Regions from separate parts of the Homo sapiens genome. Here all the other regions are linked to region 1. The links are chromatin loops, found by intact Hi-C in ENCODE. Cell type or tissue: dorsolateral prefrontal cortex. All regions are shown on one strand.

Region 1 (8,000 bases):
GAGGGGAAGGTTACGATTTTAGCTGAGGTGGTGAGGGTACACCTTGTCGAGCAGGTGACAGGTGGGTTAGGTTTTGGAGGTGAGCGACAGCATGCCTTGTGGATGGATAGCCAAGCAGAAGAGTCGCAGACAGAGACAACAGCCAGTGTGAAGGCTGACACATCCGTGGTGTTCCAGCCTGGCTGGAGAGGATGTGAGCAAAGGGGATCTTCGTAGAAGGCAAACTTGACCACATCTCCATGGCAACCCACTGCCCTCAGGCTTAAGTGCAAGAGCTCCATGCTTGACTTCTGTGGAGCTGCTCGGGGGTTCTCAAACATCCTATCTCCATTCCTGCTTTACACCCTTTCCTCTGTCTGAAACACCTATCGTTCCCTTCTTTGCTCTGCTCACTCATAAGACCTAGCTTTGAGTTGTGCCCCGTCCTCCAGGAAGCCTTCCGTGGTAACCCCTCCCCCGATTGCATTATATGCCTGTGTTTGCCCATTGGATGCTCTCTCTGCAGTCTCCCTGTTGCTTGTTTGCTTGTCGACTGACCCCATTGTCTCTGAGCTACCAATGGCAGGGTTGGTGTCCCACCTCTGTGTCCCCAGCCCCTTATCAGCCTGGAGCTTCAGAGACTGCTCAGTACTGATGAGCACTGCAGTTGAGACCTCAGCCAAGTGTTGATGTAGCCAGCAGGGTTCTCCAGAGAAAGAGAAGCAATCAGTTATACTATATTGTGTGGGATTGGCCCACGCAATGATGGAGGTTGAGAAGTCCCCTGATCTGCCATCTGCAAGTCGGAGGCCCAGGGAAGCTGGTGGTTTTGTTTTAGTCCAAGTCCAAAGGCCCAATAACCATGAGCTCCGGTGTCTGAGGGAGGAGGAGATGGATGTCTCAGCTCTAGAAGAGCGCGCAAATTTGCCCTTCCTCTGCCTTTCTGTTCTGTTCAGGCCCTTAGTGGATTGGATGAGGCCCACCCACATTGGGGAGGGTGAGTTTTGCCCAGTCCACCCATTCATATGCTGATCTCTCCTGGAAACACCCTCACAGACACACCCAGAAATAATGTTTTACCAGCTATCTCAGCATCCCTTAGCCCAGTCAAGTTGACACGCGAAGCTAATCATCACAGTGGTGGAAGCTCTTTTCCATTCTGGGCTCTAGGGCCGAGAGAACTGGCTCCCTTAGCCCTCAAGAGAGCCCAGCTCAGAGAGGAGCTCCGATGGGCCCCCCATAGACGGCCCACAAATGGCCTTTTGGCAGCCCAGTGTCACTTAAGGAGGCATTGGGTTTCTTCTTGTGAATTGGGAAGGGAAGAAAGAAATAGACGTTTTTTGCAAAATAAGGTCCATTTAAACCTTAAACCACCACCTTGGGATTAAAACCATTAGAATTTTAAAAAGGGAGAGACTTTCCCCATCCACTTCTCTCTTGCCATTTTCACACCTTCCTGGGATTCATCAGCAAGTGGTGGAGAGAGGCCTTGGCTTTTGGAGGCATGACTGTGGAGCACAGCGCTCGTGGCCAAACCCAGGAATTCCCAGCCCAGGCTAGAGATGCCCCAGCATCTCTGGCAGTTCAGGGGATGCCTGAAAATGATCAGAAAGTCCCAAAGAAAACTTAACTTCAAAGTGACCAGCAGGCAAATTGACCTTCATTTTAATGGGTAAAGTGAATTTCGATGAAGTGAGGTATGTCAGGGCTCACATGAACCACATGGAGGTGTCCTAAGACTTCCTCAATTTTGGTGTGCTGGAGAACAAACCAGTGTTCCCTTCTCAGCTTCTGTTTGCTCACTTTGCTTTCTCGTCCATTTCTAGAACACTCTGGACCTGGAGGAAACTGGCGAGGCTGTCCAGGGCAATATCAACGCCCTCCCAGATGTGTCCGTGGTAAGGCCCTGGCTGGCCCTTTGGTTCTGCTCTCCCTGGTGTGCTCAGGTCCTGGTGGCTCTCTCCTCTCCATGACAGCCACGGAGAAAGGGCACAGGGTGGCAAAGGAGACAGAGGCCTCTGCCATGAGCTCTCACACCCAGCTACAGGTCTGTGCACAAGCTCACCATTCTAGTATCTCTAGCAGGCACCAGGATCACTTGCCTCTGGTGACTTCAGGCGGGGCCTTCAGGCTGGCTGGCCACAGTATGACCAAGTTTCTTAGCCTCTCTGTGCCTCAGTTTCCCCGTCGGTAAAGTGGGGATGATGATCATAGCATACCTACCCCATAAGTTCGTGGCATGGAGTAAATTAATTAAGTAAAGCCTTTAGGATGGTGACTGGAAGGTTGTTGGAGCTGTGCAGGTGTCCGGTGTTGACCTAGGCAGAGGGGAGTGGTAGTCACAGTGTCCATAGCTGCCCCTCACTGTGCACCTGCTGTGGCGCAGGCACTGTGCTAACAGTATTCACGTGGCTTTTGACATCACCACACCACCTCTGCTGGGTAGATGTGCTTTTCCCCATTGCCCAGAGGTGCACTCAGAGAGGTGTTGTGCCTTGCCTGGGGCCACATAGCACCCCAGCCCATGTATCCATCTCCTCCTGTCCATTCTCTCTCCAGTCCTTTCATACCTCTTGCCTCTAGTACTCAAGATCACCCCCTAAAAAGAAAAGCCAAATAAATGCATTTTTTGTATTTCCATCCTCTTCATCGTGTCTCTAATGAAGTCTTGTTCCCTGTGACAAGCTCTGGCTGATGCCAAGAACTTCAGTTCCCAAAGGTAATGATGCTGTCCCCAGAGACACCCGCCAAGATCCCAACGCTTATCAGCTGCCGAGATGCAGGGGAGAAGTTTTCCACTCAGGTGTTGCATTATTCAGAGCAGTGTGGCCAAGAGCAGTTAGAGTGGGGACAGAATTCCAGCTGGGCCTGGCACCACTCAGCTGCTCGGCCTCCCCTCTTCCAGGCGTGATGGGGTCTGACTCCTTCTCCGCCTGTTGGGTCTTTTGGCAGGATGATGTCAGATCCACCTCCCAGGGGCTGTCAAGCTTCAAGCCACTGCCTCGCCCACCACCTCTGGCCCAAGGCAACGACCTCCCACTAGGCCAGCCAAGGAAGCTGGGGAGAGAGGACCTCCAGCCACCTTCCTCCATGCCTTCCTGCTCGGGCACTGTCTTCTCGGCTCCACAGAACCGCAGCCCGCCAGCGGGCACCGCACCCACCCCAGGGACCTCCTCTGCACAGGACTTGCCCTCTTCCCCCATCTATGCCTCCGTCTCCCCTGCCAACCCCAGCTCCAAGAGGCCGCTGGACGCCCATCTGGCCCTGGTCAACCAACACCCCATCGGCCCCTTCCCACGGGTCCAGTCACCCCCGCACCTGAAAAGCCCCTCTGCAGAGGCCACAGTGGCTGGGGGCTGCCTTCTGCCCCCATCACCCTCTGGCCACCCAGACCAGACAGGCACAAACCAGCACTTTGTCATGGTGGAGGTCCACCGCCCCGACAGCGAGCCAGACGTCAATGAAGTGAGGGCGCTGCCCCAGACGCGCAGTGAGTACAGCAAGGCCAGGCTCTGTGGTCCTTGGGGGTCCCTGTCCTCTTCAGGTCAGTCTACCTGATGACACAGTGAAGGGGGGGACCAGCTACTTGTTGAGGGGGCTCAGGGCCAGAGTGGCGAAGGGAGTTGGAGACCCCAGTTTGAATCCCGGCTCTGCCACTGACTGGCTGTGTGACTGTGGACAAGCTGCCGTCTACACCTTGCTTTCCCCATCATAAAATGGAGATAACAGTGACAGTCCTGCCAGGTTGCTGCGAGCGTCGGGGTGCCTTCTCCAGCTCCCCCTACCCTGGCCACCCTGTGTTCACCAGGAGGACTGAACTCGTGGAGGGCAGGGGTGGCTTCCCTTCCTGTCCGCCATGGCCTGGCCTGGAGTAGATGCTGGAAACTGAAGTGGCAGTCTCTGGACCCCTGGCAGGTCTAGGGTCAGGGTGCAGGAAGAATCTTGGGGAGGCCAGCTGACGCTGTGCCCCGGTTTGCTAGAGGACATGGGCTGTGGGGTAGAGGGAAGGGCAGAGCCTGCCTCCCCACCCTGAAAGCTGTGGAGCTCCCGCCTGTGAGTGAGTTGGGAGCATTTTGTTGGATTCTGCTGCCATCTTGCGGCTACAGTGATACATAGGCCCCGTAGGACATTCCCTGAGCGCCTGCACAGACCAAGATGCAAAATGCAGGGCTCTGGCGCTCGCAGCCTAGTGAGGGGAGGCAGCTGAGGGAGAGCAGGCAGACGTGGTGAGAAGACCCAGGGCTGTCACAGATGGATCACTGCTGTCTCTAGAGCTGGCACTGAGCTGGACATGCAGGGATAATAAGAGCTAACAGCCGTACTAACAATAAGCACTTTGTGCCAGTGTTCAAAGGGCCTTGCCTATAGTATTAACTCATTTAATCCTCCCAGTAGCCCTATGAGGTTGGTACTATTATTATCTCCATTTTACAAATGAACAAACTGAGACATACAAAGTAGTAATTTCTGGCTAGGTGCAGTGGCTCATGCCTGTAATCCAAGCACTTTGGGAGGCGGAGACGGGCAGGTCATTTGAGGTCAGGATTTCGACCTCAGGAGCCTGGGCAACTTGCTGAAAGCCCCATTTCTACTAAAGATACGATAATTAGCCAGGTGTGGTGGGCACCTGTAGTCCCAGCTACTCAGAAGGCTGAGGTGGGAGGACCACTTGAACCCAGGAGGCAGAGGTTGCAGTGAGCCAAGATTGCACCACTGCACTCCAGCCTAGATGACAGAGTGAGAATCTGTCTCAAAAAAAAAAAAAAAAAAAAAAGAGAGAGAGAGAGAAAGTAGTAATTTCTAGCTTACCAAGAGAAAAAGAGAAATTCCACCACACCTGGTCTGAACCTCTGCATGGCCCCTGCCTGAGCTGAGTGGTGGGCACATGCCCTCCAGCCCACCAGTCAACCCACGCTGCTTCACTATGTGTATAACAGCCGGGCCCCTGAGTTTGAAACCCTAGGTTAAGAACCCACACCCTGGAGCCAGGCAGTCTAGCACAAGTCTATTCCCTGGACTGCTCCATTCTATACATCAGATCTGTGAGTTTTTACAATCACCCCAGTGGTTAGGCACCATCATTTCTGTATTAGAAGGAGAACATAGGAGGCTTAGAGAGGCTCTGTTACTTGCCCAGGCTTGCACAGCTGGTCAGTGGGAATTCAAACCTGACCTGCCAGACTCCAGAGTGTGTGTTCTTAAGTTAGGGTCTCAAACTCAGGGGCCAGGCTGTTACACACATAGTGAAGTTGACTGGTGGCTGGAGGGCATGTGCCCACCACTCGGCTCAGGCAGGGGCCATGCAGGGGTTCAGGCTAGGTGTGGTGGAATTTCTCTTTTATTCTTGGGAAACTAGAAATTACTTATATGAAATCTTCTAATTTGAATGTGTTGGTTCATCATTAAAAATTGGTAGCATTATGTGAGTTTTAAAACAAAGAAAACACCCACATCTGTGGGCTAGGTTTGCCTCCTGACCTCTGTTTTATCATTATGCCAGTGGCTGGGAACTGGGAGATCCAGGCAGATGTCCTGGAAGTCACAGCCTTCAAGACCAGGTCTGGTTGAAAGGACAGGTCTTGAGTAGGTGGAGAGGGTGGCAGGGAGTGGACCTGCCCTCTGGCCCCACGATCTCTTCATTCCTTCCCCCATCTTTGCCTGGGGAATTCCCCCAGCCTTCCAGCCTCCATCTCCGTCACTGCCTCCAGGCAGCCCTCCCTGACCCCAGCTATATAAGCTGCTTCTCTCTTCCTTTTCCCCTCTCCAGCAGCCTCTACGCTCTCCCAGCTCTCGGACAGCGGGCAGACTCTAAGCGAGGACAGTGGTGTGGATGCTGGCGAGGCAGAGGCCAGCGCCCCAGGCCGAGGAAGGCAGTCGGTGTCCACCAAGAGCAGGAGTAGCAAGGAGCTGCCTCGGAACGAGAGGCCCACAGATGGGGCCAACAAACCGGTGAGCCAGGAGGAGGAGGATGCAGAGGGCTGAGAGGAACACGGGCCCCAGGCACAGAATGGGAGGTCCCGGGACCAGGGCTCAGCTTGGCAAGTGACCACAAAGGGAGGTAGTGAGCTCCCTATAACTGGAGGGATTTGGACGTCCTGGAGGAGCACTGGATTAGGAATCTGGAGGCCCAGTTTCAGCTCTGCCTTTGCACTGACACTAGGGGCTGAGGCTGAGATTGGTCTTGGGAATCTTTAAGCTCCTCTCAGTTTTGACATGGCCAGGTGGCTGAGACAGTCTTCGGAGTCAGGCTTCGATTCAAGTCCTGATGCCACCACCAGACAGCCTTAGGCAAGCTCCTTAACCTCCTGAGCCTCGGGGATTTTGGTGAGGATTAAAGAGCCAAGAACACAAGTGCTTGGCTTAGTGCGTTGCACACCTGAGGCTCCCGACACAGGGCTGGAGCCTGAGCTCTGCTGACCCAGGGTGGTGTCACGGCCCGGCCCAGCCCCCTGGCCAGGCCTGCCAACTGCGAAGGCCTCAGTGGTGTCCTTCCTAATACCCACAGCCTGGACTTCTGGAGCCCACGTCCACTCTGGTCCGTGTGAAGAAAAGTGCGGCCACCCTGGGCATCGCCATCGAGGGTGGCGCCAACACCCGCCAGCCCCTGCCTAGGATTGTCACTATTCAGGTATGTCCCCAGGGGCCCCACTTGCCATCTCTCCCTACCCCTGAAAGGCCCTTTCTCAGCATCTCCAGGGTTTTGCGACTCCCATGGGTAACACGGCACTCAAGGGCAGACCTAGGCTTATGTCACCTTTGCTCTTCCGGGCCTCAGCTTTCCTAATCCGAGAAGTGGACACTCAGATTGTAGCTGCCTGCTTGGCAGTGTTGGGACTGACCCAGTTGGTGGTCAAAGCCAGGCCTGTCTAACCCTTGGGCACCCCATGCCCTGTGTCTCCTCCCTGCAGAGAGGCGGCTCAGCTCACAACTGTGGGCAGCTCAAGGTGGGCCACGTGATTCTGGAAGTGAATGGGCTGACGCTTCGGGGCAAGGAGCACCGGGAGGCCGCCCGCATTATCGCCGAGGCCTTCAAGACTAAGGACCGTGACTACATTGACTTTCTGGTCACTGAGTTCAATGTGATGCTCTAGAGGCCAAGGCCTGAGGGCCTCCCACCACTGCCCAGCCCCTGGTCCCAGTCCCTTTCCACCGTTGGCTTCATCAAGCTCCTTGCGGGGTTGGGGCTGCATGGCCAGGGTGGCAGGAAGACATCCCCCCTCCATCCCAGCCCACTGGACCAGAACTGGGAGAGGAAGAGAGCAGGACAAGGCAGACAGAAGGTCAGGTCAGGAACTGGTGCTGTACTGGGTACACAGTAGGCGCCCAGGACAAGTGGGTTGCAAGACAGGAAGAAAGGAAAAGGAAGGGCAGAGTGCTGGTTTCTCCAGGTTGGGTTGGGGGCACTGCTGTCCCCCCTCCAGCTAGGACCCAGCCCATCCCCAGATGCCTGAGCCTTTGTCCAAAGTGAGGTCACTCGAGAATTCATGGACACGGCCCCCAGTCAGGGGGCATCTTGCAAGACCTTTAGTGCCACAAATAAGCATCGAGCACCTCCCCATTCACACCCCCATTCCTCCTGGCTCCTTATCCCCCATGGTGTTTATTATTTATTTCCCTCCCCATGCCCCTGGGGACCCCAAGGCCCCAGCTTCCCTCTGCACCCCCAGCCTATCCCAGAGGCCTTGCAGGTGACCAGCAGTGTCATTGTATTTATATACAGAGCTTATGACTTTAATTTTTCAATAAAGAAATCTGAACAAGGTTAGACGTCAGCGTGCTGTGTGGTTTACCTGGGTGGCTGGGGTTTCCATGTGGGGAGGGGTGGGCAGGACAGGTGGGGGCAGTCAGAGCACCACAGACCACCACCCCGACTGCCCGCATGGCTCCAATTGGGATACACGGTGGGGCGTGCAGGGGTGCTTGAGCCACACTCACATCTTGGAGCCTCTTAATTGAAGGCTTGAAGGCAAAACTTGACTATTTACAGATAATATTTTTAGATTAAAACCCACAAGTATATT
Region 2 (8,000 bases), 610 kb before region 1:
ACCCAAATGGGGACAGGGCAGGCAACCGGGTCTGAGGCCATGGCATTCAAAGACCACAGTCTCTAGTGTGAGCTAATCATTTCTCAAACGTGTCCTTCAGCCTCTGGCTCTGTGGCTTGTTTCAGGAAACCTCTTCCATCTTGAAAGTTCTCTTAAAATTCCACTTCACCCTCAAGACCTGGGCCCTACCCCTGCCCCCATGAAACAGTCAAAATATCTCTATTGGGAAGTAATTTCCAGGGTGTTCGACCTTCCCTTTGTTCCTTCTCTCATCTGCTCCCCTTCTCCCTGCTCTGTGTACTTCAAGGCCACCCTATTTTCATTGCATCAATGACTCCCAGCTTCCAGGTGGATGTCAAAATGGGAAAAGCCAGCAGGACATTGAAGGGAAGAGACTATGAGTGGGGGTGGGTCAGGGCACTTGTTGCCCAGCTCCATCTATACAGCATCACAGTGGGCTGTCAGCATCCACATAAGAGAGCCGTAGCCACTGTCAACTGACTGTCTCCATGCAACTCTCTCTTCAGGTTTAGAAAAGTGCTCTCTCACTTGCCCCTTCTAGCCTAGGAGCAGTCATGGCACCCTAGCTGCTGCTAGACTTGGGGACCTGTGCTAGGCTCTGTGGCTCTCCTCCACCCCCTCTCCTTTAACTCTCCTCAGGGACCCCGGCAGGCTCGCCCACCCCTGGGAGCACTGAGTGCCACTGTTACAGCTGCCTGCTGGCCTTATCCATTATGATTTCTACTTCCTGCCCCTCTTCCTATAGTGATTATTGGTCATTTAATGGCTTCCCAGCATCCAAAGTCCTTTCCAGTTTTAGGAAATTTGAGAACCTTGCCTCCTACCAAGGAAGCCACAGAGGAAAATACTCTTTCCTCCTCCCCTTGATAGCCAGGGCATGGGCACGTAACTTGGGCTTTGCCAATTAGATGCCCACAGAGGGACTTCTAACCTTTAGCAATGAATGCAAAACATAGAGTGTAGGAGACTGGCTCCCCCACAGAATCTAGCACTGAGGCCATCTATCCGTGGGATCTGTGGCCCAGCACCACGCAGGGTATAGCCATATCTCTCTCTAATGGTGACAGTTGTTTCCAGCAGTGACAAAGGCAGACTGGCTGATGATTCCTGCTACCTGGCCTCCTTTGGTTCCTGATAATTTTCTGTGCCTGCTTCTTCAAACTTTCTGTCAGTTTTATGAGCTTCCTGATATCCTTCCAGAAAATTCCTTTTCTGCTTAGGTAGTCCTAGATTATTTCAGGTCCTTGAAGCCAGATACCTTGGCTAATACTTTCCTCCCTAAACCATGAGCCTGTGACATTTATTGACCCTCTTGTAGTCCCAGCACTGTGTTTGACACTTTAAATATCCAAAGTATCCTAAGCATCATAGTCACCTGTGAGACAAATCGAACTATTCCATGTCATGTAGAAAACTAGGCCTCAGAGGGGTCAGGTGGCTTCTCGCAGCCATGCCACTGGGGTCAGACCAAGATTCACAGCCAGGCTGCCTGATTCCAAAATCCAAGTTCTTTTCAGTGAAGATATCTTATTCCTTTCAACAAGCCACACTAACTGGAAAACAGAACTTCATTCTTTTCACAAATGCTTGTGGAGCACCTCCCGTGTGGATTTGTCAGTGAAAAAAAGAGGAAAATATCCCTGTGGTCATAGCGTTTATATTCTAACAAAACACAATGAATGATGAATGTAATAAATGATCAAATTAAATGGTATATTCAAGGGTAATAAGGACAAAGGGGACTAGGGTAAGGGGATAGGGTCACAGTATTCAAAGTAGGGTGGTCACACAGGGTGGGCCTGTGAGAAACCCTCAGGAGGCACAGAAGATGAGCTCAATGAATATTTGTTGCATTGAATTCGTGCTCATCTCTTTCCTTCTGAAGATGGGGAAGCAGCAGTCCAGAGGAGGCTGGGGATCATCCCAGGCACCACAGCAACCAGGCAGGAGATTCTGATGAAAATCCAGGCTGCATACTCCTCTGCAGTGTGGCATGACTGTCTGTTCTCCAGAAGGAGAGACACACCTTGCAGGTTCTTCCTCACTGAGCCTCCTATGACCTGTATGCTCTCAAAACAGCTGGCTACACAGCCCAGTCCTTCCCCATTCTCAGCTTGCCCCACCCAAGCTGGTCTTCCCACCATGCCTTGCCTAAGCCCGGAAAATCCGAGAGCTCCTTGTGGGCTGTCCTCGTCGGTCTCCTTCTAAGATTCTCACTTCTCTTTTCATTTAAAAATCAGTGTTGAGCACCTCCCCGCTTATGCTCAGCACTATGTGAGTGAAACAACCACATTCCCTGCCTCCATGCAGCCTCTGTGCCCCAGAGAGGTCAGTGACAAACACATGATCAGACAAGCAAATGTGTGATTACAAACTGAGGGCTGTGCTTTGGAAGCAAATATAAAAAGCTATGAAGACGTCTAAAGGGGATCTGAGGGGGAAGGCTCTCTGAGGAACAGACATTTGAACCCAGATCCAAAGAGCAAGTAGGAGTTAACCAGGTGAAGGAAGCAGGAGAGGCAGAAGGCAAAAGGCAGGTATCTCTATAGTCCTATGGCTGTCACGCTGTGCACAGAGAAAGCCAGAGGCATAGGTGCAAAAGATGCATTGTGGAAGATGAGGTTTCAGGAGTCAGTAGGAACCCAGCCACGCAGATCTTCCTGGTCCAGAATAAAAATTTTGCTTTTTTTCTTCAGTTCAATGGAAAGCAACTGAGAAGTTTTCAGCAGGAGAGCATTGTGATCACATCTGTTTTTTTAAGCCATCTTTTTTGTTGCATTTGGATTTTGGCTGGGAGGTGCAAAGTGGGAAGAGACCTTTGAGGAGGCTACTGTAGGAATCCAGGTGAAAGGTGATAGAGCCTGGCTAAGTGTGGTGTCGTGGAGACAGAGCTATGGTTCTAAGAGATATTTAGAAAGTAAAATTCATGGGGCTTAGGGTCCCAGAGAGCTCTCTATGTCCCCACCCTTGTTCCTGAGCAGCCCTCAACTCCTATAGTGGATTTTTCCTGGATGTGGGCATCAGTTTTAATTAAGGCAGGCTAGTTAGGGATATGGGAGACTGGATTCAGGGGCCCATTAACTCCTGGAGCACTAGGTTAGGGTGGGGAAGGAATCAGGAAGCCTCCCTCAAGGTGACTGCAGCTAGAAATGAAGACCAGTGGTAAGGCCAAGGGGAGGCTTGTGGATGGACACAAGGGATGACAGTGTGGGGAGCAGAGGTGAGGATGGAGGTAGACCCTTGCCTTGAAGGCTTGGCGTCCTGGAGCCCAGCTGAGAGTTGCCAAGGGTTTTCAGCCCCAGATGGCATCATCAACATTGCTCTTTAGAAAGCCTGCTTCCTCACTAGAGATGCATGTGCCCCTGGCCACCTGTGCCCCCCAGCCTCAATGGGGTACCAGGGGTGCCCTGCATGTGCCTGCTGCCCAGGTTTGGGCTGGCAGGACATATAAGCAACCAGCAGAGGGCTCACTCCCCTCATCCTCCTCCCTCCCTAGGGAACTCCCAGAGGAATTACAATCTCTGTAAAGGAAGTAGAAAAAGGCTTTCTTGAGAATTGTTTCAATCCCACCAGGATGTAACATGGATTTCAACATTTTACAGGAAAATAAAACCACACACATGCAGTCAAAATAAGCAGCTCCGACTGGGCGCAGTACCTCACGCCTGTAATCCCAGCACTTTGGGAGGCTGGGGTGGGCGGATCATTTGAGGTCAGGAGTTCGAGACCAGTCTGGCCAACATGGTGAAACCCCATCTCTACTAAAAATACAAAAATTAGCTGGGCATGGTGGCGCATGCCTGTAATCCCAGCTACTCAGGAGGGTGAGGCAGGAGAATCGCTTGAACCCAAGAGGCAGAGGTTGCAGTGAGCCGAGATAGCACCACTGCACTCCAACCTGGGCAACAGAACGAGACTCTGTCAAGAAAAAAAAAAAAAAAAACAGCTCCCACATTTGCCTAGCACATTTGCCCAGCACATTTGCAATTACAGGTTAAGAAATTGTTTCTCAGAGTAGTGAAATGACTTCCCCCAAGTTCACTCAGCCTCCAAGTGTCAAAGCTGGGTTCTCTGACTCCTTGAGTCACAATGCCTTAAGGAACATCCTTCTGCACAATTATTCTTTCATTCACTCTTCCAATTAGGACACTTGGAGCACCTGCCATTTACTGGTTCCCTCATAACACTTTACAGTTTGCAAAGCCAACGTGTTTATAACAATTTCTTTACAGTCACCATCTTTTTAGTGAGAGCTGAGCTCAAATCCCATGTTTTCCAATTACTGGATCATCTTGGTCTAATTGCTTAATTCTTCTGAGCATCCATCAAAATGATCATGAAGTGTACCTACCCTGATGAGAATCTGTGATAGTTTAAAAGAGAAAACCGACAGCATCTTGCCTGGAGAAAATGCTGTCAACACAGGTTTGTCTCACTAAAAATTGAAAGGCAAACTAAACATTTGGGTAAAAATCCTCAAGTCAACCAGCAGATGGCAGCCTCCACCTGGCTTCGGGAGGGCACTAACCAGGCACTCCTGGTAGATGTGTTGAAGTGGATGGGGCTGATGTCTACCGGACTTCTTAGGCTCATAGACATCTTTAGGTAAACAACTTTGCCTTCATGCTAATCCTTCTCTCAATAAGAGGCTAGAACCCTTCCCAGAAGTGGGAAGGAACTTGGCAGGCCTCCTTTTATGTTCTTGACTCCCCATCTGCTACACAAAAACGAGCACCCTCACCCTACCACCTCACTGATCACCTCTTGCAGGTGTACACTGGGGTGGGGGGACAGGAACATGAGACACAGGGAGTTTCTGGCCTTTGTCCAGTCTCCATTCAGGTTTGGCAAGGACCACCAACCGTTGTCTAACATGTTTAATGCCTCCATTGTATCCATGTCCCATCACTCATTCACCTGATTTGACAGCACCGTATTGTTGGTTGTGAAGGCCCAACATGCACATTTTTTGTTGTTCTGTGCTTGTCCCTTTGGCTTGTTTCTGGCCCCTTAGCAAGAAGGCTTTGATCCTCCTGCCCTGACACTTAACTCACTAGCACAGGGTGAGGCACATCTAAAAATGTGGACTTGTTCCTGTTGCTGTTGCTGTTGCTGTTGTTTTCCTTTACATCTCTGAAGCCTGGTTTAGGTGATGATCCCTGTGGATTATTCTAAGCAGCTTGGGCAATGTTGAGAATAAAGTCAAGGGCCTTGTGTCCCCAGCACTTGCCTCCTAGAGCCAGTCTATGACCCCAAAGAGCTGTAGAGCGGTCCTGTAGGAACACTGAGCTGTGGTCTACTACTCCACTGCTGAACCCCTCCAATGCCGGCCTTACGGCTCAGAGGAAAGTAGCCTGAGACATCACAGTAGCCTTCAAGGCCTATATTCCCTGACCTCAACCCCCCTCTCATGATACTCTAGACACGCTGCCTCCCTGCTGTTTCAAACCCAGCAAGCGCACTCCCACAGCAAACCCTTCTCCTGGAATGCTCTTTCCTCTAACACATGCATGGCTCACTCATTTCTTTCAGCCATCTCCAATGTTATCTTCTCAGCGAGACCATCCTCATCATCCTACATAAACACACACACATCACACCTATATGTGCAAGATCACACATGCACACACAAACAACCCTCCCCATTCCCAGTACTCATAGTGCATTTTCCACCTGACACAGTACTGGCTTACCTATGTATGTGCATGCTTTCTAGGAGTCAAGCTCCATGACAGCAGGCACTTTGTATGTTTCCCCCTGCCGTGGCCCTAGCACCCAGAACAGAGCCTGTTCTATTATTTCTCAATCATTACGTGTTGACTGAATATATGACCTAAGAGGAGAATGCAGCCATCTGTAGCCTCACTTATTGTCTATTCAATTTGTTGAGTGCCAACTATATTCCCAGATCATCATTTTAAAGCTGACACAAACTCAGAAAGGAAGTGATTTTCCTGAAGCCACCAGGTAATCATTGTAGATTTGAATTCAGTTCTCACTCACCCCACACCATGACCTCAACAGATAGGAACCTAAGAATGTAATTTAAAGAAACAGCAAAGGAATTGTTCTACTAAGAACTAACAGAGGCAGCCTCTCCTAAGGAAGGACGAGTTAATGGGCAGAGATTGTTTGACAATTGAGAGATCCAGCAGGATATTTAGAGAAAAAAAAAAACCATAAATATCGGTCATTTCAAAAACAGAACCTGTTATATTTCCAACCAGAATAACTTCTCCAGAGACTTCATACGTGGTCTCTTGGAGAGCATTCTCTCAATTTAGGACAGAGGTCCTTACACTGAGAATCACCATTTCTCATGGATCAGTGGGAAAGGGGGCAAAATTAATTGACCTTTCAAGCCTTTGATTTACCATCTTTAACTAAAATAGATTACTCAGATGATGGGGGCAGAGAGCAAGGGGGAATTTCCCAGGTATGGTAGGAGCGTAGCTACACTGGATTCACTTGATTATGCTCTCAACAGCTTCTCCAATAAAGGCCTCTGTTTCCCAGTGTAAAATGAAGCTTTGCTTATCCCCAGAGGCATCGGCTTTTCATGTATTTTTCTGCCACCAGGGCTTTCTGAGTAGCCAGCAAAGAACAAGGCAGAGCAGATCTTCTGGGTGTGAAAGTGGTTTGGGAAAGAGACACAGTAGACCCAGCTCAGCAGGAGCTGAGGATCACTCTCCACCTGGACACCCTTCAGGTGAGCATCAGAGTCAGATTTGAAAATGTGTCTCCACCAAAAAGCCACATTCAAAGGTATCAAAGAGCCTTCAGCTCAGTGCTCATCTTTCTTTTGCAAGTCTCGGTTAGCTCCAGAGCAGGCTGCGGTGTTCAGCACTCCATCTCCAATGCTGCATCCCCAATGCATAGCACTTGAACATAGTAGTTGCACAATTAAGATCTCTATATTAAGAAATAAATTTATAATAGCTGCCTGGAGGTTATTGGAAAGGATTCAGAGGTCACGACCAGGCTACCAGGAAAGAAGTTTCCATTCAATTAATAGATGTGTCTTACTAATATATTTATCATCCTTAGAATGAAGCATATTTAGACCACCAGGATAGTGAGACAACCAGAAACTCCACCTCTTTAGAAAAAAAATGGAATAATAAGCAGGGACATAGTCTCTGTCTTAAAATCTCTGCACATCTGTCATGGAGAGGAGAGAACAGACATACTCTATTGTGTGACAGAGAAGAACTAGAATCTGATGATGAAATCTGTAAGGGAACAAACTGCACTCCAATAAGAAAAGAACTTTGAATAACCAAAGCCATCCAAAGAACAAACAAGCTGTTATAGAAGTGATACTGGAAGATATTGGAAGAACTCTAGGTCTTGGGGGTGGTTCAGACATTCAATAAAGTGGTATTGTAATATTCCCTCCAGCCCTAAAGTGTGCTTACCTCTTGTCGAGTTAGTTGTTGCATGAAAGCTGTCAAAAAACGTTTCTATTCCAGGTTTTCAGTCTCCAGCCTGAGTTTCAAATGCCACAAAAGGAAGGACAATCATGAAAGAGTCAAGACATCACAAAACACAGATGTTATTCTTAAGAAGATGACTCCTGGGGGAGACAGAAAGGAGAATAAACACAGAAGTGCTGACTGTTCCCCTGCACAGGCAGAGTCCTTCCCTCAGGGAACATGCTGGTAAGGATCCATAATTGCAAGTTGACAAAACCCTAAGCCTTCTAAAAATTCCAGGTTTAATTAGTTTCTCCAAAGCAAGCTCCTTACTGGAAAAGAAATCTGCAGCCTCGGCCATGTTACATTGCAGGAGAATATCACTGCCTCCTGGATCAGGATAATTTCTGCAAGAGATTGCTCCAGGCAAAACTTCACTTTTAGGTGAGACTGTCTAAACTTTACTTAGAAAGTTACAAGAGTCTTGCTCAAAGACTTCATCCCTGTAAAGGAGACCTTTAGTGTAAAAAGAGATATGATGTTTTAATAGCATTCAGCCTCCAG
Region 3 (8,000 bases), 1.1 Mb before region 1:
CTATCTGTGTTTTCAGGCATCTACTGGGAATCTTGAAACTTATCCCAAGTTACACAGCTATACAGGGGGCCTACTGTATCAACTGGAGCTTGAAGGTGATGCAACAGGAAGATGGAGAGATGACTGAACAGTTAGGATGTTTCTGATGTCATAGAGGTATTAGATGAGAATGATCTCCAATGCCTAAGAAACTGGGGGAGAAGGGGTAATTGGCAAAAGCTTTTATTCTCTCAGAATCTACCTTGTTGCACAGACTCCATAAGAGGCCACAAAACGTAGCATGGGTCAGGGCATACTTCTGTGGAAAGAATGCAGCCACGATGGAATCTCATAGGCCAAGTTTGAATTCTGGCTTCACCACCTGCCAACTCTACCAATTAACACCATCCTTCAGGATTTTAGTCTTCTCAACTCTCAACTGGCATAACAGTGGCTACTTGAGTAGATCACTGACAAGATGATAAATTATTACATAATTTATATATAAAAATGATTACATGATTTATATATAAATGATTACATAATTTATATATAAAAATTATTACTTGTAAATTTGTCTGAGTTCATTGTAGATTCTGGATATTAGCCCTTTGTCAGATGAGTAGGTTGCGAAAATTTTCTCCCATTTTGTAGGTTGCCTGTTCACTCTGATGGTAGTTTCTTTTGCTGTGCAGAAGCTCTTTAGTTTAATTAGATCCCATTTGTCAATTTTGTCTTTTTGCCATTGCTTTTGGTGTTTTGGACATGAAGTCCTTGCCCATGCCTATGTCCTGAATGGTAATGCCTAGGTTTTCTTCTAGGGTTTTTATGGTTTAAGGTCTAACGTTTAAGTCTTTAATCCATCTTGAATTGATTTTTGTATAAGGTGTAAGGAAGGGATCCAGTTTCAGCTTTCTCCATATGGCTAGCCAGTTTTCCCAGCACCATTTATTAAATAGGGAATCCTTTCCCCATTGCTTGTTTTTCTCAGGTTTGTCAAAGATCAGATAGTTGTAGATATGCGGCGTTATTTCTGAAGGCTCTGTTCTGTTCCATTGTTCTATATCTCTGTTTTGGTACCAGTACCATGCTGTTTTGGTTACTGTAGCCTTGTGGTATAGTTTGAAGTCAGGTAGTGTGATGCCTCCAGCTTTGTTCTTTTGGCTTAGGATTGACTTGGTGATGCGGGCTCTTTTTTGGTTCCATCAAAAAGTGGGCGAAGGACATGAACACACACTTCTCAAAAGAAGACATTTATGCAGCCAAAAAACACATGAAAAAATGTTCATCATCACTGGCCATCAGAGAAATGCAAATCAAAACCACAATGAGATACCATCTCACACCAGTTAGAATGGCAATCATTAAAAAGTCAGGAAACAACAGGTGCTGGAGAGGATGTGGAGAAATAGGAACACTTTTACACTGTTGGTGGGACTGTAAACTAGTTCAACCATTGTGGAAGTCAGTGTGGCGATTCCTCAGGGATCTAGAACTAGAAATACCATTTGACCCAGCCATCCCATTACTGGGTCTATACCCAAAGGACTATAAATCATGCTGCTATAAAGACACATGCACACGTATGTTTATTGTGGCATTATTCACAATAGCAAAGACTTGGAACCAACCCAAATGTCCAACAATGATAGACTGGATTAAGAAAATGTGGCACATATACACCATGGAATACTATGCAGCCATAAAAAATGATGAGTTCATGTCCTTTGTAGGGACATGGATGAAATTGGAAATCATCATTCTCAGTAAACTATCGCAAGAACAAAAAACCAAACACCGCATATTCTCACTCATAGGTGGGAATTGAACAATGAGATCCATGGACACAGGAAGGGGAATATCACACTCTGGGGACTGTTGTGGGGTGGGGGGAGGGGGGAGGATAGCATTGGGAGATATACCTAATGCTAGATGACGAGTTAGTGGGTGCAGCGCACCAACATGGCACATGTATACATATGTAACTAACCTGCACAATGTGTACATGTACCCTAAAACTTAAAGTATAATAAAAATTATTACATGATTTATAAATAAAAATTATTACATAATTTATAAATATATATAAATCTCAGCTATTGCTGTATTTCATTTACTATTTTAACAACAATCCTAGGTGCCAACTATATGCCAACTATTTTGCTAGATGCTACAGGAATACTGAACATGGTCTGTGTCTTTAAGTAGTGTGGAAAATAGCTGTATTCTCTATAAAAGAAAGACAGTAGTATTTTAAAATTAAATTCTGATCAAGTCACTCTTCTGTTTAAACTATTTTGAAGATTCCTATTATTCTTAGGATAAAAACCTGAAATCCTTAGTAGGACAATTATGGATAATGTTGCCCTTGCTTAAAAAACTCAGTCTAATCTCAAGCTACCTTTCGCTCTCTCAATTCCAGCTGCCTGTTTATTTCATATAGAGTGTATTTATGGCTATTTGATTAACGTCTATGTCTCATGACATCTTTGCTCTGTTGGGTCAGAAAGTTTTATCTGTTTTGCTACTCACTACATTCCTAAAGCCTGAGCAAAATTTCTGACAGCCAGGAGGTTGTCAAGAAATAGGCTTTTAATAAAAGGAACAATAAATGACAAGTAAAAGCTACAATGGTAGATAAAGTTATCCCATGCAACAGGAGCACAAAGAGAGAAACAGCAAACTCTGCCTCAGGTAGAGGAAGTAGCCTTTGAATATAGTAGAACAAACAAGCTTAGCTTTAAAGCACACCACAGAAGAGTTATCCAAGCAGAGAAGCTTTTTGTTTGTGCAAAAATCCCAGGAGGTACTAATTGTGCAGACCTCATTCTTCACCTATAAAATGAACTACCTGATACCTATTTAAGAGAGGGAAGTTATGAGTATTGGCTGAGATGCATGATGTAAATATGTCTGCCAAATATATATAAGGTGTTGTGATCAGAATCTACCTGTCTCATAAGCCTGGTTTATATTATGGCATTCTTGAAAATAAAAAATAATTAAATAATAATAGTAATAATAATAGTGACAATAATAATAAAAACAAAAAGTAGTGGGAAAGAAGAAGAGGAGAAGGAGGAAGAAGAGGAAGAGAAGGAGAAGGAGGAGGAAGAGAAAGAGGAGGAGGAGGAGAAGGAGGAGAAGGAAAAGAATAATTTTCTTTGTTTATTTTCTACTATGTACCTAGAACTTGATGTACAGTATTTTAATCCTATAAAAACTTTCATAGTAGCTAGTATTTTCTTCATTTCAATGATAGAGAAACTGACTTCCAGAGGTTTTAAATGTCCTTTCCAAAATCATAGAATAATAAGCAATTTATATAAACAGTGAAATTCTAATATCCTGGCCATCAACAATTATTTATTATGTACCTACAGTGGATCAGTCCATCTTTCTATGCTCTAGAAATGCAACTGTATATAAAAAGATAGATATTCTGCCTTCATGAAGCATAGAGTCCACTGGCATAAGCATATTGCAGAGATCCTGATGCTGATTGGTACCACACCATGAGAGGGGCATCTCTTTCCCATACTAAGGGGCATTACTATAGGCAGACAGTGACTCATTTAAGTCTCTATGAATGTCTTGCCACCTCACCTTGATACTAAATATTCTCATATCATGAAGTCAGAGTCATAGGAAAAGGGCAGAATCAGAGGCTAAAATGGCCAATTGGTGAGGTTGTAGCAGAATGACATCTCAGATTCTATTGTCCAGAGCCAGAAAGCAGAAGGGAGCTGGAGTTGGCCCAGACACTTGAGTTCTTGTTCACATCAGTCTGGAATATGTTGATACTCAATAAATATTTGTAAGCTGTCACTGTAAAATTTAGGAGCAGTCATGTGCTGCCAGCACACGAGAGCCCGTTACTTTCCAACTCCACATTCAATAAAATAGATCATGATGAGAGTATTTTTTAAACAGAGAAATCAGCAAATACCATAGATTGGTCCCTGCCCACCACCACCCTGACTTGGTTGGTAAACATTTACCAGCATACCACTGGAGAAAGAGCATCTCTCTCTGAGTCATTGTTTCTCCGTCTTTTCAAGGGGTAGACGATGAAGTGATTTTAAAGCCCCCAGAAAGCTGGATGATATGTTAGAAACAGCAAAGGTCTGGGGCAAGGCATACTTGGATTAAATTATAGATGCTGGCCACACATTGCTCTTGGAACGTTCAGCACGCTATTTGTCTCCCTGAGCCGCAGTTCCCTCCTATGTAGAATGAGGCTATTCACTTCTGCATGATTAGATTTTTCTAGGTGTTAAATATCAACATGGAAAACATGGAAAAATATAGACTCTAATAAGTGTTAGACTCCCCTTATTCCTATCATCTTCACAAATTATAAATAAAAGAATGAGCAAATACATAAATTTTCATTTTTTTCAGAGTTTGTATACCCCTCTTTTGCTTGATTACTTTTAGTTTTTTTGGTGTTATATAATAAATACCCATGATTTACTGCTATTATTATTTATTATCATTATCATTATTATTGTATGCTCTAAATTCCTACTCTATAATGGTAATATTTTTAAAGAATCTTCAAAACATAACTATCTGTAGCCAATTTCCTTTGGAAGGGACAAATAAATATGCATTATTCAGCAGCTACTTGGTAGCAGGCATTGTGCTGGCATGTTACATATTTGGCTCATTAAGCCTTCCAAAAGATAAGAGCGGAGTCTACATCTCAGAGAGAAAACGTTTTCTTTGGACATCATCAGAAGCCCACTTATACCACCAGGGAGCAGTAAAGAGCCACTGTTCAGGATTTTGAAAACTCCAAATCCCCACTACCAGATCACAGCAGTTCTCTTTGGACACAACATAATGGTAAATATTAAGTCTTGGCTGGCCCACCAGTCAGATGAGGGTCAGTGTTGAGGGAAAGGGCCTGTGAGCTAGACCAGCATGTCTGATTTTAGGTACGTAATCCATAGGAGCTTCCAGGAGATTAATAAGCAGGGATGTGGTTTTCCAAGTGATCACGGAGATAATACATTCCTTCCACTGCTTTTTGGAGAAAATGAAACTGAGCCCCAGAGATGGACAAAGACTTATCAAAGCTAGCTTAGTAGGTTGGCAGCAGAGCTAGAGCCAGAACCTGTACACAGTGTCTTCACACTGATACCTGTTGATAAGTAGGCACATACGTTCTGAAATATTCTGATATCACCATTATCCTGTATTGCCAAGGAAGAGACTGTTACCTTTTTTAATGGAAGGTGTTTCCATCCTGGGATTCCCAAGGGGTCTTTGCACATAGTACTTCCACTGGTATTGTTATTAGACAATCTTGAGTTTATTGCTGCTTTATAAAAGATAGCCAGGAACATAGGTAATTACATGTAAGAGAGCTTATCAAAGACAAACTTCAGCATCTTTTTCAGAAATATAATTTTGGTGACCACAGATAAAAGACCTTTTTCATTTTGAACATGGTGCCCAGAAAGGACTCTAGGAGGAGATCCATGCACTCATTCAGTCTTCTTTCTTTAGTGAAATAATAAATAAATCACTAGAGTGCAACTCCGCAGCAGGTTCTAGCTTAGAAACTGTGCATGGATAGAATTAAGGTGTAATGCCTTAATGGTTATAGGTAAGATGTAATTCCCACTCTCAACAAATCTGCTGTCTAATAGCACATATTAGCAAGAAATGGTGCAATTGCATTATAGAATCGTGAAATTGATTGTGGTGGGATATATGCCAGTGATTAAATTTTGTTTTTCCTTCTGTTCTCAACAAGACACATGCCAGGAAACCATTTTTGATTCATCAAGAGCAGTCTCTCCTAGAACTGGGGAAAAAGAGAATAGGGTACTTTGCAAATCTGAACATACATGTAGATATTTTGAAATCCCATGATGAGCCTCTACTGGAAAGATAAATCACTCTTTTGTCACTGAGGTTAGAGTTCCATAAAAGAAAACTGAGGAACTAAGGACACATCTCTTGGAAGGATGAGACTGTCACCCCATTATATAAGGGAAGGGCAGTCTGATCCTTTGTGCATGAAAAATCTGCCTGCCCCCTTAAGTCAATTCCCAGGAAGGAAAGGGCACAGGGATTCTAGGCTGGTGATATAGCAGACGTAGTCACTTCCTTGACCAGAATTCTTGGGTCTAGCAGATAACTTGGCTACATACCTGAGAGAGCTGAGTATGAGGATTTTCAAATAGAGAACTCCACATTGGGGACCTCTTTGCCTGGCTCAGCTAAGAATATATAAGCATGTTCTCCCTTGAAGAACCACGGCAGGTGGCATGACAATTGGACAAGTGAGGTCTTGTGGCAAGATGAGCCGTATGGCCTGTCAGAGCAGAGATTAGCAGTTTCTAAAGGGACAGATTTGGCAGCTGAAAGCAATGAGAGAAATGCTCTTATCTGACACCCCTCCTCTTGCTTTATCTTAGAGGTTGGGGATTTCATAAGCTCATGTTGTGTTTATTGTTGTTGCGATGGTTGTTCTGCTTGTTCATTTTTAACAGTTTTTTTTTTCTGTTGAGAGAGTACTCCAAAAATTTAACACTGTACAATAATGAAGTCATAGGATGGAGTGATGTATGCAGTCATGAAGCATCTGGGGACCTGAGAGATCAACTGGAAACATCCAACAAATGTGACTCTATTTTCACTCTGAGTTCAAGGGGTTGTTTGTAGAGGTTAAAGCAATATTGGAATTGTAGATTGCTGTGGGTACAAAGAAAAGAGATCTCACTGATGGCTGCACCAAAATCAGAAAAGGCTTCCCAGAAGAGGGAGGGCTGAGAACAGGTGAACTCCGGACAACCATCAAAAGAGGAAATCTGGGCAATGGAAACATGTGCAAGGCAGAGATGGCTGAATTCTTAGCTGAGTGTTTTGCATTTGCCTTGTATCTGTGTGGGGATGTGGGGAATCAACTTACAGAATATACAAGGAATCATTTCGTTTTGTTTCTTCATTTTTAGCATATCAAATTTGGAATTCCACATGACCAGAGCATCGGGTTCATGAGTAGAATGAACAGAGAAGAGGCCAGCAGCCATGCTTACTGGGTTAGAGAGTCATAGGTTATCTTCCAGGCCATGGGAAACTCTGTTAGAGAAAGAATCTCTTGGCTTCTGAAGAATAAAACCTCCTAGTTTGTGGGCCATAGAGTGATATCTCTATCTCAAGCTAGAGACCTAAAAGGAGAGAGGAGATAAATAAGTACATAGTCCTTTCCCAGTCACTGTTCATTTGGTCTTTGTATTAGTCCATTCTCATGCTGCTATGAAGACATACCCAAGACTGGCTAATTTATAAAGGAAAGAGGTTTAATTGACTCACAGTTCCACATGGCTGGGGAGGCCTCAGGAAACTTACAATCATGGTGGAAGGAGAAGCAAACACGTCCTTCTTCACACAGCAGCAGGAAAGAGAAGTGCAGATGAAATGAAGGAAAGCCCCTTATAAAACCATCAGATCTCATGAGAATTCACTGAGTATCATGAGAACAGCATGGGGGGACTGCCCTGTAATCTAATCACTTGCCACGAGGCCCCCCACCATGACACGTGGGTATTATGGTAACTACAATTCAAGATGAGACTTGGGTGGGGCACAGCAAAACCGTAGCAGTCTTCATAACTACGAAGTAGGATAGGCAGGGCTGTTCTTTGATTGATGGGTGATGAGGATCAGGGCACAAGATGCCTGTTGGAGAGGTCAGAAACCTAACTTGCACCAGCACCTTCAGGTGAGAAAAGCAAATTGCACTCTTAAATGCTTTCTATCATTTCTCTTTCTTCCACCCTGTTGCTTCTTTAGCCAAATTTGGCTGCAGAATCTGGCTTCAAGTGATTCATTTCTATGATCTGATCCTTAATTTTAACAATTGTATGTGATATACAGTATAAACTTTGTCTTTCCTAAGTGTGTTGAGAAGCATAAAACCCAAACTCTTTGAGAGGCTTAGACTGCCATTCACAATCTGGCCCTGCACCTCCTGCCAGCTTCGTCTCCTAATACTCAGCCGT

Evidence for each region. Hi-C counts contacts between places; a loop is a spot of excess contacts. Peaks named below come from ENCODE experiments on the same cell type or tissue, not always from the same donor. Only the 100,000 strongest peaks of a DNase experiment are listed, where the experiment ranks them.
Region 2: it touches region 1 in a loop (5-fold over the local background); 69 of 110 quality-filtered maps call a loop at or near these places.
Region 3: a loop joins it to region 1, with 5 times the contacts of the local background. A loop is called at or near these places in 16 of 110 quality-filtered maps.

What each region holds. Positions count from the first base shown.
Region 1 is chr9:114,401,824-114,409,823 of GRCh38, reverse strand. WHRN (whirlin) reads left to right here. Exons shown (of 12, transcript NM_015404.4): 8 at 1,806-1,877; 9 at 2,932-3,469; 10 at 5,747-5,928; 11 at 6,485-6,607; 12 at 6,888-7,744. The coding sequence ends at 7,070. Among named protein-coding and RNA genes, the nearest start is that of AKNA, 18 kb to the right of the region's middle. RefSeq lists a silencer at 187-236 and enhancers at 3,897-4,006, 3,866-4,367, 4,347-4,396. In dorsolateral prefrontal cortex, CTCF peaks have their summits at 3,882 and 4,081 (motif pointing left); a DNase peak (open chromatin) is centred at 4,073; H3K27ac peaks cover 1,950 bases.
Region 2 is chr9:115,010,706-115,018,705 of GRCh38, reverse strand. No RefSeq gene overlaps it. Among named protein-coding and RNA genes, the nearest start is that of TNFSF8, 84 kb to the right of the region's middle. RefSeq lists an enhancer at 4,426-4,615. In dorsolateral prefrontal cortex, CTCF peaks have their summits at 3,467 (motif pointing right), 4,304 and 4,506 (motif pointing right); DNase peaks (open chromatin) are centred at 3,453 and 4,535.
Region 3 is chr9:115,521,403-115,529,402 of GRCh38, reverse strand. No RefSeq gene overlaps it. Among named protein-coding and RNA genes, the nearest start is that of DELEC1, 380 kb to the right of the region's middle. In dorsolateral prefrontal cortex, CTCF peaks have their summits at 4,533 and 4,740 (motif pointing right); no DNase peak of the experiment used is centred here; H3K27me3 peaks cover 658 bases.